2 separate regions of the Homo sapiens genome follow, and region 2 is linked to region 1. Evidence: chromatin loops called from intact Hi-C (ENCODE). Cell type or tissue: heart left ventricle. All regions are shown on one strand. Links, peaks and the distances in the headings refer to the core of each region. The heading gives the core; the rest is flanking DNA.

Region 1 (5,000 bases), core at 1-5,000:
CTACAAGAAAGGAGGTACCAGAATGCAGGACCCCCAGTGGAGGGGAAAGAGCAAACAGCCTCATCTCTGCATTCCTCCAGATCCCCCAAACAAAAAGCTCAAACTCTAAAAAGCAGAACCTATTATATACACTGTTGAGGAGGAGAAAAAAAAGAAAAAGAAACAGGCTAAGGAATAAAGTCTTGTCCTTTCTTTCCTTTTTTGGGGTATCCAACATGGCTCCCTGGACCAGGGAGGGGCACTGGGCTTGTTCCCACCCACGTAGCAGAGCGGATGCCTCTGCTGGAGTCACGGATGCAACCGACGTGCTACTCCCTGGCCCCTGAGTGCGGGCATGGGAAAAACCCGCCCACTGGCGGCCTCTCACTCTGGGCCACATTCCACAAGGCTCGCCCTCACCCGCCCATGAAGCCCCAGAATCCCTCCAGCTGCAAATGCTGGCTGTTTGTGGGGGGAGTCACCTGGCTGTGCAGACAGAAAGGCTACTGCCCTATCTTCAAGTCTCTTCCTACTCCCCCACCTCCAGGGTCCTCACCATTCCCCTAGGTAAGCGCCACACTCTGGAGCAGGCAAGCAGCAGGCCTGGAGATGGACTAAGTCCCTCAAAGACCCTGGGGGTCAGGAAGCTGAGGCTGGTTGTGTGGTAAGAACGCCCCATGGCCTCTGTCTGCACTTCCCAGCTCAAATCTTTCCAAAACATCAAGCATTCCTTTTTCCCCTGGAGCTATTAAGAAACACCCACATGCTCCAATCCTGGGAAAAGGAAGCCAGGAAACTAAAATAGCTGGACTGCGCTCCCGTTCCAACTAGACGACCAGACCAAAGCCCAGGAGGATCTCTCACACCTCCCTGAGACCCTGTCCCAGCCCAGGTAGCTGAGGTTAAACGGGTATTCCTAAGAGGGACATAAGCTGTGGGGACACTTCTGCTCACAAAGACCTGTGCATGACACTTGGGAAGAACCAGATGTCAGCTATGTGACAAGTGAAAGCTAGAAGATTCCTAGGACATGCCCTGCCCCATGTGCTTGGCAGACCTAACCCCAGTGCTAATGACAGCAAAGCCACAGTACTGTCCACAGCCCACCTGGGACAGTGTCTTCCTCCAGCCTGCTCCACCCAGGTCTGCAGATGCCCTAGGGGTGGTGGGAGAGTGGCATTTGTGCCCTACCCCTGCCTGTCTCAATACAGAATCCTCAAGCAGCTCCAGGCTTTAGCTGGAATCACAGCTCAATGGAAGACCACAGCCCAAGCAATAGCTGGAATCAGAGGAAGTGGTAGGGCTGGCCCACTGCACTGCATGCTGCTGGGGCAGAGGGTGGGGAATACATGGTGGCCTGGGACACAGCTGGGAAAGCAGCACCCACCCCCGCCATCCTCCTCCTGCCTGTGTTCCGTTGCTCCCTGAACTAGAGCCTGGCCCCAGAGGACCACCCCACGCCTGCATCAGTCCACAGCATCCCGGTCTATGGATAGCTACCAAGAGGGGTGTTCATGTATCACACCCCCCAGCCTCAATCTAGTGACTCCATTCGTTTTCTTCTGGTGATTCATGTCTCAGGGCCGTTGTCAGCGGAACTAACCCCGTAGTATAAGTGACAAAAATAGGCCCTTTCAGGAATTTCGGCTCCAATCCAAATGGAAACACAAGAACGGGGGGGGGGGGGGGGGCGGGGGCGCGGGCCTGCAAATCAACTAGGCACCAAAAGACCAAAGGGAAATAATGTTCCCCCACCCTGACCCACTCCCGTTAAGGCAGAGCTGCCTGTAACGGGCCATGGACATCAGGGCTGCCGGGATTCCTGGACCCAGGAGAGCAGCTGCTGAAGGAGCTACGCCCCCTCTGCCCCCCGCCCTGAGAGTGCAGAGTCCTGTGCGGGACAGGGCAGCAGAAGGCTGTATTTACTGGTGCCAGGGTGTGGGTTCCCATTTCGGGATCTGCCGTACGAAACCCTCGCAGCGGCCCCTCCTGAGAGGAGAAGCACCCTGCCGGCCCACGACAGAGCTCACTCAGTGCACACAGAAGGCAAAGGAAAGCCCCTGCTGGCCAGGATTGGGAAGACAAAAGGGAGCCAGGCAAAACCCAAGGTGGGGAGGGCGCCTGGGAAGAGGGGAAGGCCAGAGCCCAGATAGCTGCATGAGCGGCCAGGGCTGGACCGCCAGAGCCTGGGAGCCTGGGAGCCAGCGGCTCTGAGACTGTAAATCTCGCCCTCCTTCCCGCCAGGACAGCTGTTCCCAGGACTCTCAGATTACTTGTTGCACAATCTTTCCACTTTTTTTTAAAGTGGGGGAGTGAAAAAATAATAAAATCTCGGCAGCGGCAGGAGGGGTGTGGGGCACTCGTTCAGGAAACCAGGAGCATTCCCACTCCTCTCCCAAAGCAGAGGAGCCCAGAAGAGGGACGCAGAGGCCAAGGGCAAAGGCCATGATCACACACTGGAAATCAGGATGTGATGGCCACAGCCCTCTAAGGTGTCTTGTCTTGTGAGGGCTAAAGCAGCACACTGCCACGACCACGTCATGTCATTTTAGTTAATCAGGTCCCCTGACAATTTCAGCATCTGGGGTTTCCACTTGGTCACTCAGATCCTCAGATGAGAAGACTACAAAACCCCTGGTAGGAGAAGTCAACTAGAAAACAGGAGGTGCAAAAACCCAGAGGAAGGCAAGCTGGAGGCTTGGCTGGCATGGAAAGTGAAAAGTCAGCGGCCACCAGGAATGCTAATTGGATCCAAGAATACAGCCATTCACCCCAGTCACTCTGCTGCGAGTGGGGGCCCTAGCTTCGGGTGGCAAAGCCAGCCCTTCCTGGGCAGCCATGGGGTGCAGTGCCTCCTGCTGGCTGATGGATTACAAAAGCAGTGTGGGGAGAGTAACGGTTAGAGATGAAAGGGTGAAGGATGGCGACAGGGAAGGCCAGGAGGCCAGTGAGCTGCCCACGGCATTCTGCATGCAGTTGTGGTAGAGAATGTGGGCATCTGGAGTCCTGGAGGGTCCTTCAGCCCACTTCAAGGCAAGTCTCCTCACTCACCTGGGAAGCAGAGGGCACCAGGCTGTCCAAGGGAAGAGGAATACTGACAAGGCCCGAGGTGCCACCTACCCCCACCCCATCTGTGCACACACACCTCAGAGCAACATGGCTCTCCCCAGCTGCCGTGAAGGGTCCTCAATCTTCCTTGGCACGATCAAGTTATTTACATGCACTGATTATTGAGGGTTAGCATTTATTTCTAGTTAGAATAAAATCCCAGGGATGGGACAGGCCCGTGGGAGAACATGCAGGAGTCTACTGCCAAAACACAGGTTTCCCACTGTGGATCCCCACTCCCCAGTCTGCCTGAGACCCTAGGGCCAGCTCTCAGGTGGTCTGCAGCACGCCAGCTCACTGACAGCTGCACCAGCCTAGCGGCAACCCCGTTGGCCGTAAACACAGGATGTTAGCTCCATCTCTCAGCAGGGGCTGGTCGCCAGGCCTTCTGGGCACCATGGCTCCCTCCCTAGCCTCTCCCCTGCGCCAGCCTGAGCATCTGCGCCCCTGAGAATAATGAGGAAAGTGCACACTTGGAGGAGAGCAGTCCCCTCTCCACTCCCACCTGGCACCCAGCATCACTACCTGCCTCCACCTCCCACTGAGGCTGCTGCTCAGAAGGTGGGCTCTAATGGGGAACCCAGGGTCCAACGTGCAGACCCACGGGGCTTGAAAAGAAGGGACTGTTAGTTAGAACTGCAGGAGGGACACGCAAGTCCAGGTGCGTGTGGAGTTAGGGCAGATTCAGGAGCAGCCAACACAGCAACGAGCACACTCTGGGGAGGGGTAGGCAATGGCTGGGGCCCAGGTGATGGCAGGGCCAGCAGCAGACTGGCGATGCGGCTGGCCAGCTGCAGTCTGCTCCACATCCACCAGAAACCAGCGAAGCATCTCCCTGAAGCGGCCGCACTGCACGTGACTGTGATACGGGGAAGGCCCTGGGGACACGAAGTCTCCACTGGTGCAGAAAGCTGGGTGTGGTCACATCAAGGTCAACAGCACAGCCTGGACCCCCACGCCCACAGTCCTCATGGCCCAGCTTCCCCGCCCACCATCCAGGGCTCCGCAGTGTCAACGCCCTTGGCCATTCATCCTCCATGACCAGACCCTGGCAGGGAGAGCATAACGGCCAGGCCGAGAGAATGGACACTACTGCACAGAGTGCAGGGCTATTCATGGCCCCAGGGAGACAGTTAACAAAGAGACAGACAGACAGAGGAACCCAGCAAGTTCTGGGAGTGCCGTCTCTGGGCTCTAGCATCCTGGACACAGGACCGAGCTAGTGCCAGGCACAGGTGGGAAGAGTTTGGTAAGACACGTAGAACACAAGTCACCTAACCTGTTTCGGAGTCTTCGCTGTCAGAGGAGCTGGACTCACTGGAGCTCTCCGACTCTGAGGACGAGAAGCCCTTCATCTTGGAGGAGCCGGCAATCACATCAACTTTCTCAGCTGCAATCCAAGCAATGGGAGCTGGTCAGGCAGGGCTGTGGCCCAGGAAGCCGCTCTAAGCCATGGGCACACCCCATCCATCTGGAGGAAGGACCAGTGAGGAGCCTGTGCACGGTGGGCCCAGGGGCTGCTCCCAACTGCCAGCTGCCACTCCCAGAACCCACGTGGTCCCACAGTTCCCATGGGTAGACTGCTTACAATGGAATTTCAAGGTTCCTTCAATCTCTCAAAAAGTCTCCTTTGGGGGGTTTATCAAGGATTCAAGAGACCAGGCAGAAGGATAATTTCCTAACACAAGGTACCGCTGGGCATAAGGCTTGGATTCTCCCAGTTACTCTTCTAGCAGGGGAAGAAGAAGATCCAAAAGGAACATGCTGCCAAAAGGTAACGCAAGGCAGGGAGAGACCCCCGGGGGTCTCTCAGCACAGCTGTTCAGACGCACGCTGGAATCATCATGTGGTGTGCCCCAGGTAGGGGCCCAAGGACCCCAGGAGCTAGTCAGGGCTGGGGACAAAGACTGTGT
Region 2 (11,541 bases), core at 3,658-8,657, 140 kb before region 1:
AGCCAGAGCCCCAGGCTCCCGAAGGGTCCCAGGCCGGAGCAGAGGGGCCCTCCAGCCCCGAGGCATCAAGGAGCCCTGCACGGGGAGCCTACCTGCAAAGCCTGGAGCCCAGTAGCCGCCGATGGGTGCTGGGTGGGGCCAAGCCAGCTGAGGACACCTCTTTAGGGCCTGGGGTACCTGGCACTGGGGAGCCCGCCGGCGAGATCTGGTACAACCCCATCCCTGAGGAAGACCCCAGACCTCCAGCACCTGAGCCCCCGGGGCCACAGCCTGGCTCAGCTGAGTCAGAGGGCCTGGCCCCCCAAGGTAAGAACAAGCTTCCCATCCCCTTCCCCAAGGTGAGCACCAGCTCCACATCCCTTCCCTTCAGGGTAGCACCAGCCTCACACTCCCTCCTCCCAGAGGAGCACCAACCTCACACTCCTTCCCTTCAGGGGAGCACCAGCCTCACATCCCCACCCCGTCAGATGCTCCCAGAGGAGCATCAGCCTCACACCCTCCTCCCCGCCAGGGGAACACCAGCCTCACACTCCTTCCCTTCAGGGGAGCACCAGCCTCACCCCCCTCCCCTAAGCCCAGGTTCCTGGACCCTGAAGTCTGCTCTCCACACAGGTGCAGCCCCCGCCAGCCCCCCAACCAAAGCCTCCCGCACCAAGTCCCCGGGCCCCGCCAGGCGCCTCTCCATAAAGATGAAGAAGCTGCCGGAACTGCGGCGCCGCCTGAGCCTGCGAGGCCCCCGGGCTGGCAGGGAGCGCGAGAGGGCTGCCCCTGCGGGCTCCGTCATCAGCCGCTACCACCTGGACAGCAGCGTGGGGGGCCCCGGGCCGGCAGCAGGGCCTGGGGGCACCCGGAGCCCGAGGGCCGGTTACCTCAGCGACGGGGACTCACCGGAGCGCCCAGCTGGGCCCCCATCACCCACCTCCTTCCGGCCCTACGAGGTGGGTCCCGCAGCCCGGGCACCCCCGGCCGCACTCTGGGGCCGCCTCAGCCTGCACCTGTACGGTCTCGGGGGGCTGCGGCCAGCGCCGGGGGCCACCCCCAGGGACCTCTGCTGCCTACTGCAAGTGGATGGGGAGGCCAGGGCCCGAACAGGGCCACTGCGAGGGGGGCCGGACTTCCTGCGGCTGGACCACACCTTCCACCTGGAGCTGGAGGCCGCCAGGCTCCTGCGCGCCCTGGTGCTTGCGTGGGACCCTGGCGTGAGAAGGCACCGGCCCTGTGCCCAGGGCACCGTGCTGCTGCCCACGGTCTTCCGAGGTAGGACATGCGGCTGCAGGGGAGGAGGGGCAGGGACCCCCAAACCCCACCGCCACCCCCCGCAGAGTGCCTAGGGGGCTGGGCTCCGGGCGGAAGGTGTGGCCTGGAGCAGCGAGGCCAGGGTACATGAAGCTTCAGAGCACACCCGGCTCAGGCCCCCTTGTGTCCTCAGGGTGCCAGGCCCAACAGCTGGCCGTGCGCCTGGAGCCTCAGGGGCTGCTGTATGCCAAGCTGACCCTGTCGGAGCAGCAGGAAGCCCCTGCCACAGCTGAGCCCCGCGTCTTTGGGCTGCCCCTGCCACTGCTGGTGGAGCGGGAGCGGCCCCCCGGCCAGGTGCCCCTCATCATCCAGAAGTGCGTTGGGCAGATCGAGCGCCGAGGGCTGCGGGTGAGCACCCACCCCACCCCAACCCTCTGGCCCCCAGACCTCAGACCACTCTTCAGGACACCCTATGTACAGATGCCAGACCCCTACCCCCAGGCCTGAGCCACTCCTAGCTCCAATCCCAACCTAGACAAGGGCAGAAGGCGCCCCCTTGACTGTAGCACCCTGGGCAGAACCCATGGGTCATCCATTGATTTAAAAACAGGATCCAAGCCCTCCTGGGGCTCAGAGTCTGATGGGGGAAAAGATACGACTCTAGTCATTCACAAATGTAAAACTATAACTGGGACTGGAGTTGGGGTGGGGTGTACCTAGGGTCTGGGAGAGCTTAAAACAAAACCTGGGGTAGTCATGGAAAGCCTCCTCAAAGAAGTGTCAGTTTCCTAAGTCAAAGGAGATGGCAGCCAAGACAAGTAGTCCAAGCAGAGGGTTTACAAGGCCAGGTTGTCAAGGTAGTTCCAACCTCCCAGCCCACAATGCCCATTGCTGCCTGGCCCAGAATTCCAGTGCTCACCCCACTGGGCCCTGATTAGTCTGTGGCCCCGGCAAGAAGACATTCACTCTCTCTTCCCACCCCCAGGTAGTGGGACTGTACCGTCTTTGTGGCTCAGCGGCAGTGAAGAAAGAGCTTCGGGATGCCTTTGAGCGGGACAGTGCAGCGGTCTGCCTATCTGAGGACCTGTACCCCGATATCAATGTCATCACTGGTCAGCATGGCCCCCTCTCCCCTGCCTGCTCACCCCCATTCAATGCCTCACTTCAAGGCCTTGGGGCTCCTCTGGGACCTCAGTCCTCCTATCTGACCTTGCTTTCACCCACCTCCTCTTCCCCCTTAGCTGTGCCCTCCTTAGCCTTAGAAGCCAGTGGTGCCCTGACCAGAGGGGACCCTGTGTTCACAGGCATCCTCAAGGATTATCTTCGAGAGTTGCCCACCCCACTCATCACCCAGCCCCTGTATAAGGTGGTACTGGAGGCCATGGCCCGGGACCCCCCAAACAGAGTTCCCCCCACCACTGAGGGCACCCGAGGGCTCCTCAGCTGCCTGCCAGATGTGGAAAGGGTGAGTTGGGCCTGGTGGGAGTGATGGGACTTGAGAGTGGGCTGATACCAATAGAATGTTTCACCCATGCCTGGGCCTGAGATGGGCATGAGCTGGCAGCATCATCATATCCCCAAGAAATAGGTGCTATTAGCATCCCACTTCATAGATTTGGAAACTGAGGCCCAAAGCAGGTGACAGTTGCCCAAGGTCACACAGCCAGGATGTGTCAAAAATGCAGGCTGAACGCTGATCTTTCAACCTACAAGGGAGGTTCCTGGCTGAGGGAACCTAGACAAGTCCCATCCCTCTCTGTGCTTCAATATCTTCATCTGTAAAATGAGATTCATGGCAGCTCTGCTTTTCCAATGCTTAGTTGCCTTTGGCTTCAGTCTTCCCTCCAACAAAATAGGCTCATAATACTAACATCTAATGATTAATAGTCTTAACCCGACCACATCCCAGCTATGAGACTGTGAACCTGCTTCCCTACTCTAGCCACCTTAGTCTCTTGCAGGTAGGTGCCACAGGGGCCTGACTTTGTCTGACTTACATCCTCTCAACCCTCTCCCAGGCCACGCTGACGCTTCTCCTGGACCACCTGCGCCTCGTCTCCTCCTTCCATGCCTACAACCGCATGACCCCACAGAACTTGGCCGTGTGCTTCGGGCCTGTGCTGCTGCCGGCACGCCAGGCGCCCACAAGGCCTCGTGCCCGCAGCTCCGGCCCAGGCCTTGCCAGTGCAGTGGACTTCAAGCACCACATCGAGGTGCTGCACTACCTGCTGCAGTCTTGGCCAGGTGAGTTCATGCCCAGGGCCTGCACCACCAATCTGAGCCAGGCTGCTACAGTGATGCCACCTTAAGGGACCAATCAGTGTCTTAGGCTTGAAGCTACGCCCCCTCATGGAGTAAACTGGTACCTGGTTGCCTCAGCAACCAGTTCAGATCCAACCAATCTGTCTGTTTTGTCTTTTTTTATTTTCATTTTTTTGTAAAGACAGGGTTTCTCTATATTGCCCAAGCTGGTCTCAAACGCATGATCTCAAGCCATCCTTCCGCCTCAGCCTCCCAAAGTACTGGGATTATAAACCAAATCACCTTGCCCCACAGAGCTGATTCATCTTTTTATTTTTATTTTTTATTTTTTTTGAGATGGAGTCTTGCTCTCTAGCCCAGGCTGGGGTGTGGTGGCATGATCTCAGCTCACTGCAACCTCTGCCTCCCAGGTTCAAGGGATTCTCCCACCTCAGCCTCCCGAGTAGCTGGGATTATAGGCACGCACCACCAGTCCTGGCTAATTTTTATATTTTAAGTAGAGCAGGGTTTCACTGTGTTGGCCAGGCTGGTCTTGAACTCCTGACCTCAAGTGATCCACCCATTTCAGGCCTCTCAAAGTGCTGGGATTACAGGCATGCACTACCAATCCTAGCTAATTTTTGTATTTTTAGTGGAGATGGGGCTTCACGGTGTTGGCCAGGCTGGTCTTGAACTCCTGACCTCAAGTGATCCGCCTGCCTCAGGCCTCCCAAAGTGCTGGGATTACAGGCATGATCCAGGCATGATCCACAGACCTGCCCCTACCCATCTTTGATGCAGTCAGAGGCCCTGCCTCTTGACATGCCAATCAGAGGCCTAGTTGCGTAAGCAACCAGTCCTAGCTCTGCCAGTGAAAACCTGAAAGGGTCGAAGGCCGCTTTCCACAGGCCAATCAGGAGCCTAGTTCCCTAAGCAGCCAATCAGAGGTCGGCTGTCGCCTCTTTCTATGACCTACCCTGTCTCCCTTCAGATCCCCGCCTGCCCCGACAATCTCCAGATGTCGCGCCTTACTTGCGACCCAAACGACAGCCACCTCTGCACCTGCCGCTGGCAGACCCCGAAGTGGTGACTCGGCCCCGCGGTCGAGGAGGCCCCGAAAGCCCCCCGAGCAACCGCTACGCCGGCGACTGGAGCGTTTGCGGGCGGGACTTCCTGCCCTGTGGGCGGGATTTCCTGTCCGGGCCAGACTACGACCACGTGACGGGCAGTGACAGCGAGGACGAGGACGAGGAGGTCGGCGAGCCGAGGGTCACCGGTGACTTCGAAGACGACTTCGATGCGCCCTTCAACCCGCACCTGAATCTCAAAGACTTCGACGCCCTCATCCTGGATCTGGAGAGAGAGCTCTCCAAGCAAATCAACGTGTGCCTCTGAGCCAGATGACGGGGTGGGACCCCGGTTAGTAAGGACCGGGCGCCCAGTGGCTAAGGCGGTGCCCTGGTGACCAAGGAGAGCCAGACCTGTTGCTCAGGCCGAGCTCCTGGTTGCCAGCGAGTTACCACGGGACCAGTCGCGTGTATGGCTGAGACTCATTCCCAGTTTCCAGGGCCCGGTATTTGGACACTAGTTGCCAAGTCTGGGGCCTGGGGATTTTAGGGACCAGCGGTTGTGACCATCTTTCCTGAGCACCAAGGGCTTCCCCTTTTGTTGCCAAAAAGGTAGTTCTCGCGCTTGCTAGGCTGGCCTCTCTTGCCTCCCCTTGGCCGGGGCAACACCAGTTACTGTGAGCATCACCCTGGTGTGGTGAGTCACCTCTAGTCGGCCCTCTTGCTGCTGCCAACCAAATCAGTATTAGCTTTGAGCACTGCACTGTTTCTCCCTCCCTTGGACGACACAAAGACTAGCATGAGGCACTGTTTGTGGGGGGCAGCCCCTATCCTGGGTTCCAGCATGGACACAGGGGTAGCCTGGGGCTTATAGAGAAACAGCTGGTTTCCCCTACCCTTTTCCGGGGAAGTCCCCACGATTGGCCTCTAGTCAGCAAATGGAGATAACAGAGTCTGGCCTTTCCAATCCCCATCTCCTTGCCCCCCCCTTGCCCCCCCCCCCGAAAAAAATTGAGCACTTAAACCCCTCCCTTTTGGAGGGGGCCCCCTGAAGCGTCAGGCTGGGGGCAGTCTGGTACGGAACATATTTATTGCCTCCATGCATGTGTGTGTGTGTCTGTGAGGACTGGTGTGCGTGGACACGTCTGAAGCAGGCGTGTGGGGCTCTTTCAGGGACCACAGAGGAGGGAGCAGTTTGCAGTGCCCAGCCACCCTGAAATCCCCAATAATGGTGCCTCAGTGGGCCCCAGAGTTCCAGTGGGAGAGTACGGTTCCCTCCTGTCTCCCTCTTCTTTTCCGCACCTCCATCTTTGTGGATAATAAATAAATATGCACAGGTTCTGAGACTGAGTACTTGGGCCTACATGGGCCAGAGGTGGTTTATTCAGTCTCCATAAGAGAGGGGACAAACGGCACAGTTGGGTCCGTGAAGAGGAGGGTCCAAGAGCTCACAAGAGAGCCTCTCTGAGATTTGACCCCTCCATCCCCTCCTCAGGGAGGTTGTGGAGTCACTGGGCCTCATGGGATAGGCCCAGGGCAAGCAATGATGAGACTCCAAACCAGCTGGACACAGTCCAGGGGCAGGAAGGCAGCCAAGCGTCCTGACCCACAAGGCCCTATACAGCAATGGAGCCATCGCGGAAGTCCGTCCTCCCAATGAGGATGTTGACCACAACCGGGTGGCCGTCTCGGCACTGCTGCTGGGCATCGTGCAGCACCTTGACCACCTGATCCTCGTTCTCCCGTGAGAGCAGCAAGCCCCGGGCCCCCAGACCCATGGCTGCCTTGTGATAATCTAAAAGAAGAGATTAAGTCGGATAGTGGCAAGGACTCAGCCCACCGCACATGCAGCCAGCCCAGGAGAGGAACACAAGCCCAGCTGGGACTGAAACAGCCTCCTGTCCTCCCAACCTCGCTGAGGCCCCCTCACCAGTGTAGGCCAGGCCACAGGCCACGTTGCTGCCCAGAGAGGGCACCTGCTCCCGAGAAATCTGTGTCCAGCCAGCATCATTCCCTACCAAGGCCATCACTGGGATCTACAGGAAGATGATGAAGGCAGGCCGCAGCCTTCAGCCCCATGGCTTGGCCAGCCAGAGGACAGAGACAGGGATAGGGCCTCTGCCAGAGAGGAGGCTCCCTCCCCACCTCAGCCCACCCCTGGTGACATCTCCCAGAACCCCAGGCCCTAAGCTTCCCTCAGGCCAGCCCAGTCACCTTGTGTCTGACGAATGTATCAAATTCGATGAGGCTGTAGCCAAAAGCTCCGTCCCCAAACAGGCACCAGACCTAGTCGGGAGGGGACCCAGGATGGTTAGGGTGGATCAGGACCTAGAGAGCAGCAAGTCTCCCAACTCCAGTGCCTCACCTCAGCATCTGGCCGGCACAGCTTGGCCCCAAGTGCAAATCCTGCACCAACTCCCAGAGTCCCAAAGGCCCCTAAGAGGACCAAGAGCAGGTGGGTGTGAAGGCGTCCTGATGGATGGTGCCCACTGCCCCAGGCGGGGGCCCTTCCTTACCAGGATCGAGCCAGCGCAGGGGGCCGCGGGGCTGTACCAGATGGGCAGCAGTGCCCACGAAGTCCCCGCCATCCACCACCAGAATTGAGTTGTCAGGTAGCGTTTCCTCCACCAGCTGCAGCACCTGCACTGGGTTCAGGTGCTGGGCCACAGGCATCGCTGCCTTCTCCCTGCGACAGGACAGCGAAGGTCACCAGGGTTGGCAGCAGGGTCTGCCGGGAACCCCCTTCCCACATCCACTCCACCCAGGCCCCACCGAAAGGTCTGCTCCTTCTGCCGGTCGGCTTCCCGCAGCTCCTCCACCCAGTCTGGGGCCCAGGTCTGGCCCTGAAGGCCCTCCACTAACTTCAGCACGAAGGAACCCACATCTCCTGGGGAAGGAAGAGGACACAGCTGTGGGGAGCTGGCTTCCTCCTGTTCTTCCAGCATCAGAGGCCTCAAAACAGCAGGAAGCCAGCAGCAGCATCCGAGCAGGCAGACGGGAAGCAGGCCAGGGGTGCTCCTAGAAAAAAAACAGGTGAAACACCCCAGAACCTGCCAGAACCAGGGGAGGGCAGCCCAGGTGAAAAGGGAAGACAAGGCCCAAGAAACAAGGGTTAAGGAGCACAAGGCAGGTGACAAACCCAAGCTGGCCTCGTCCCCTCCCTCCACCTCCTTCTGCCTGGGAAACACTCAATGAAAAGAGCTACATCCACCAAGCACATCTCTCAAATCCAGGCACGTGGAAGCGCACAGCGAACGTTACTGAAGTGAACTAACAAACAGCCCCGTGATGTATCTTTCACCACCCCATTTTTCAAATGATCAAATGGAGGCTCTGAGAAGGTGAGGCTCTGCCGCTGTTCATCTCCAGTTCAGGCCTCCTCGCTTCTGTCCTGGCCATTTTGAGCAGCCCCCCTGGCCTCCACCCAGCCCCCTTCCGGCCTGCCGTCCATGGCTGCTGAGTGGACCTTCCCAACACAGATGCAACGGTGCTACTTCTCTGCTTAATACAAGAGTGTCCTGTCGCCTAGGCTGCAGGGGAGTCAACATCCTCAGAATGATGAACCAAGTTCAAGTCCAAGGGGACTAAAATAAGGGGAGGGGAGAGATACGGCAGGAAGACAGGCTAAGGGGCCAACGAGTGTGCTCTCTGTCCTGAGGGCAGTGGGCAGTGTGGGAGGGAACGTGATCACATGCACGTTTTCAAGCCTCCCTCTGTGTCCACCCCACCATTTGTTCCTACAGAAGCATCTATCAGGCCGGGCGCAGTAGCTCTGGTCTGTAATCCCAGCACTTTTGAGAGGCCGAGGCAGGAGGATCACTTGAGGCCAGGAGTTCCACGCCAACCTGGGCAACACAGTGAGATGCTGATTCCACAAAAAAAAATTAACAAATTAGCCTGGCATGGTGGTGCATACTTGTAGTCCCAGCTACTCAGGAGGCTGAGGTGGGAGGATTGCTTTTGAGCCTGGGAGTTTGAGGGTGCAGTGAGCTGTGATTGCACTACTGCATTCCAGCCTGGGTGACAGAGCGAGACCTCGTCTCTAAAAAATAAAAATAAAAAAAATTTAAAGAAAGAAGCATTCATCAGTTTGAGAGCCAACTATTTGTCTCTGGTTGACTGGCTACCCCTAGGGCAAGGTCTGGGCCTCAATCACTGTACCAGGCTCAAGCCAGCTGCAGCAGAAACCAGGAGGAGAGGGACTGGGAGGAGCACATATGTGTACGGGGGGATTAAGGGGCTCACCCTGCACAGCCTCCTGGGGCTTCCAGAAGATGTCTGAGTTGAGCAACATCTCTTCCCGATTACGATTGACGATGATGATCTTGCTGCTGTGGCTGAGGACACGGCCATAGGATAGGCGGAAGTCACACACAGTTCCTGGTGTGGGGGACAGGAATGCAGTAGGCAGAGGCCCCATGTCGTCTACCTTACTTGATCCACTGTGGTGGACTGGATGCAAATGAGTCCCTGTTCCTCACCGAGTCTCCCTGCACCTGTGCCACCTACAGTGACCTTGCAGCTCCCCACACCCCCTGAATCGGGACTGGCCTCATGACATGCTTTGGCCAACAGGATAGGGCAGAGGCAGGTTATATTTTCCCAGATGGCCATAATATCTCCCACCCTACATCCATTTGTACAAGGTCACCTTGACATGCCTCCCATGGAGAGAGGTGCAGCCTAGGTCCCCTTTCCTTGAAAGTGACACACCATGACACCCAACAAGGAAGATATGCAGTTTCTTCCTTGTTCACTTTTAGAGGCCTGGGTGGGGCCAAGGAATGTGCTCTCTGTCTAAGAAGTCTGACTACCCTGAGGCCATCATGCTGGGAGGAAACCGGAGCCACACATAGAGACCTGTGTAGTTGCCCTAGTCCACAGCCCCTCCAACAGCTGGCGTCAATTGCAAGACCTCTGAGTGAAGACACCTCCAGATGATTCAGGACCCCCACCCCCCATTCCTGCAGACTCTACTTCAAGAAGCCACACAGCCTCCACTCACTCTCTTGAATAACCGCACTCTCCTAGCCCCATAGTTTTCTCATCCTTCACCAAGTCGGCCAGCCCAGGCTAGCCTACTGGAGGATGAGAAACAAGGGGGCCATGGAGACAGGGGTGAAGAACTCTATGACCCCAGCTGAGGCCATCCCAGACGAGCTGCAGGGCCAGCCAATCCCCATACAGGTGAGCAAGCCCAGCCTGGATCAGCACAGCTGCCTTCCTGCCTAACCCAAGTGCAGACTCATGAATGAGCCCAGCCAAAACCACAGCTACCACCTACCTTATAGGTGGATCTTGAGAAATCAGAAATGCATTTTTAGCCATTGAGTTTGGGGATGGTTGTTACAGGGCAGTAGCTATCTGATACACCTATTATGCGTCTGGTTGGGTTCAAAGCGCTTTATGTGAAAATGTGTATCAAGTACAATAGGTGCCCACTAGACCTTCCTCCTCCTTCGTGTGAAGCTGGGTAACAGGGTGAGGGGGTTCCTGGGGGAAGGAGGGAAAGGAAGAGGCTCAGGCCCACCTGCTAGGACAATGACATCCGCCTTCTTCAGGGCCGCACTGCGGTTCTCCCGGATGTGGAGGGGGTGGTTGCGGCCTAACAGCCCCCGTGCCATCCCTCCAAGGAAGCAGGGAACACCCAAGGTCTCCACGGCAGCCCTGGGAGTCCAGGCAGAGCAGAGGTCAGTGTGGCCGGGGCCTCCCGCCTCCCCAAGAGCACCCGAGGACTGGGGACTGGGAACGTGAAAACAAGGGCAGGGCTGGCGCTTCTCACCGAAGCTTGTCGGCAGACGTTGGGGTGAGCAGGGCCTGACTCCCCAGCACCATCAGAGGCCTCTTGGCCCGGCTCAGGATCTCCACACAGCGCTGAACCTGGAGCGAGAGGTGGGGATCAAAGGGCTGTCTTTTTATTTATTTATTTTTTTGAGACACAGTTTCACTCTGTTGCCCAGGATAGAGTGTAATGGCATGATCTCAGCTCACTGCAGCCTCCACCTCCCAGGTTCAAACGATTCTCCCGCCTCAGCCTCCAGAGTAGCTGGGATTACAGGCGCGTGCCACCATGCCTGGCTAACTTTTGTATTTTCAGTAGAGACAGGGTTTCACCATGTTGGCCAGGCTAGTCTTGAACTCCTGGCCTCAAGTGATCCGCCTGCCTCGGCCTCCCTAAGTGTTGGGATTGCTGCTGTGAGCCACCGCGTCCAGCCAAAGGGCCGCCCTTGAGTCGCCATGAGCACCCAAGATTAAGGCCCCAGTACTGACTCAGGGAGAGGGTCAGGGGGCCCTCTCCCCTCAGGGAGAGGGTAGGGTCCTCAGACACAAAAGAGAGGCAATTCACCTGCTGCGGGGAAGCCTGGGGGATGTCCAGGGGCAGCGGTCCCTCGGGCTGAGGCTCCCAGGCTCCTGCAAAGAGGTTGGCCAGGTAATTCTCTAAATACCTGCAAAAGGGAGGGGGAAGAAACCAAGTTGCCAGAATTAACTAACTACAAGGATTCCAGGATCTGAGCAAGGAAAGGGGCCGGGAGAAAAGCCAGGAGCAAAGTGGCATGGGGACAGGGTGGATGAGTGACACCTCAGGGACAGACGAACCCTAGTGGCCAGGTCTTCAACTGCCTGTTTGCCCTCGGTAGCCTCTGGGGTCCACCCCAACTCCACGTAGCCCCCCAGAAGCAAGGAACGCAGGCTCAGCATGCCAGGATTAAGCCTGTGGGTCCAACAGATGTGAGCTCAAGTCCTGGCTCTGTCACTTCCTAGCTGTGCAACTTAGGGCAAGTGACTTCACCCTTCTGAGCTTCCACCTCTGTCAATGTAAATATGAACCTCCCTCCCCAGGTTCAAGGATCTGTCCACTTAGGACATGAGGCGCTTTGCATGGGAGTTCTGAACACTGTCCTCTCCTGCTTCAAACAGGGTCTTCTCGGTCTCCTTGCTCACTGGGCCCCAGGGCCCCAACTTTCCTGAAGGACCTGTGCAGGGCCCTGGAGACACA

What was found. Peaks named below come from ENCODE experiments on the same cell type or tissue, not always from the same donor. Only the 100,000 strongest peaks of a DNase experiment are listed, where the experiment ranks them.
Region 2: it touches region 1 in a loop (2.2-fold over the local background); 27 of 110 quality-filtered maps call a loop at or near these places.

What each region holds. Positions count from the first base shown.
Region 1 is chr19:15,249,786-15,254,785 of GRCh38, forward strand. BRD4 (bromodomain containing 4) reads right to left here. Exons shown (of 20, transcript NM_001379291.1): 11 at 4,367-4,477. Among named protein-coding and RNA genes, the nearest start is that of EPHX3, 20 kb to the left of the region's middle. RefSeq lists an enhancer at 759-1,630. In heart left ventricle, for the core only: CTCF peaks have their summits at 365, 574, 2,033 and 2,862 (motif pointing left); DNase peaks (open chromatin) are centred at 356, 1,376, 2,116 and 4,031; H3K4me3 peaks cover 1,949 bases; H3K27ac peaks cover 3,928 bases.
Region 2 is chr19:15,109,092-15,120,632 of GRCh38, forward strand. SYDE1 (synapse defective Rho GTPase activating protein 1) reads left to right here. Exons shown (of 8, transcript NM_033025.6): 2 at 1-306; 3 at 613-1,257; 4 at 1,430-1,644; 5 at 2,222-2,348; 6 at 2,541-2,701; 7 at 3,255-3,480; 8 at 4,469-5,883. The coding sequence ends at 4,872. HACL2 (2-hydroxyacyl-CoA lyase 2) reads right to left here. Exons shown (of 16, transcript NM_006844.5): 7 at 10,891-10,990; 8 at 10,327-10,424; 9 at 10,075-10,211; 10 at 8,790-8,924; 11 at 7,317-7,431; 12 at 7,061-7,230; 13 at 6,910-6,980; 14 at 6,759-6,830; 15 at 6,475-6,580; 16 at 5,896-6,339. The coding sequence ends at 6,161. Among named protein-coding and RNA genes, the nearest start is that of SYDE1, 7.5 kb to the left of the region's middle. RefSeq lists enhancers at 1-546, 2,821-3,348, 3,349-3,874. In heart left ventricle, for the core only: no CTCF peak of the experiment used is centred there; DNase peaks (open chromatin) are centred at 4,700 and 6,150; H3K27ac peaks cover 1,890 bases.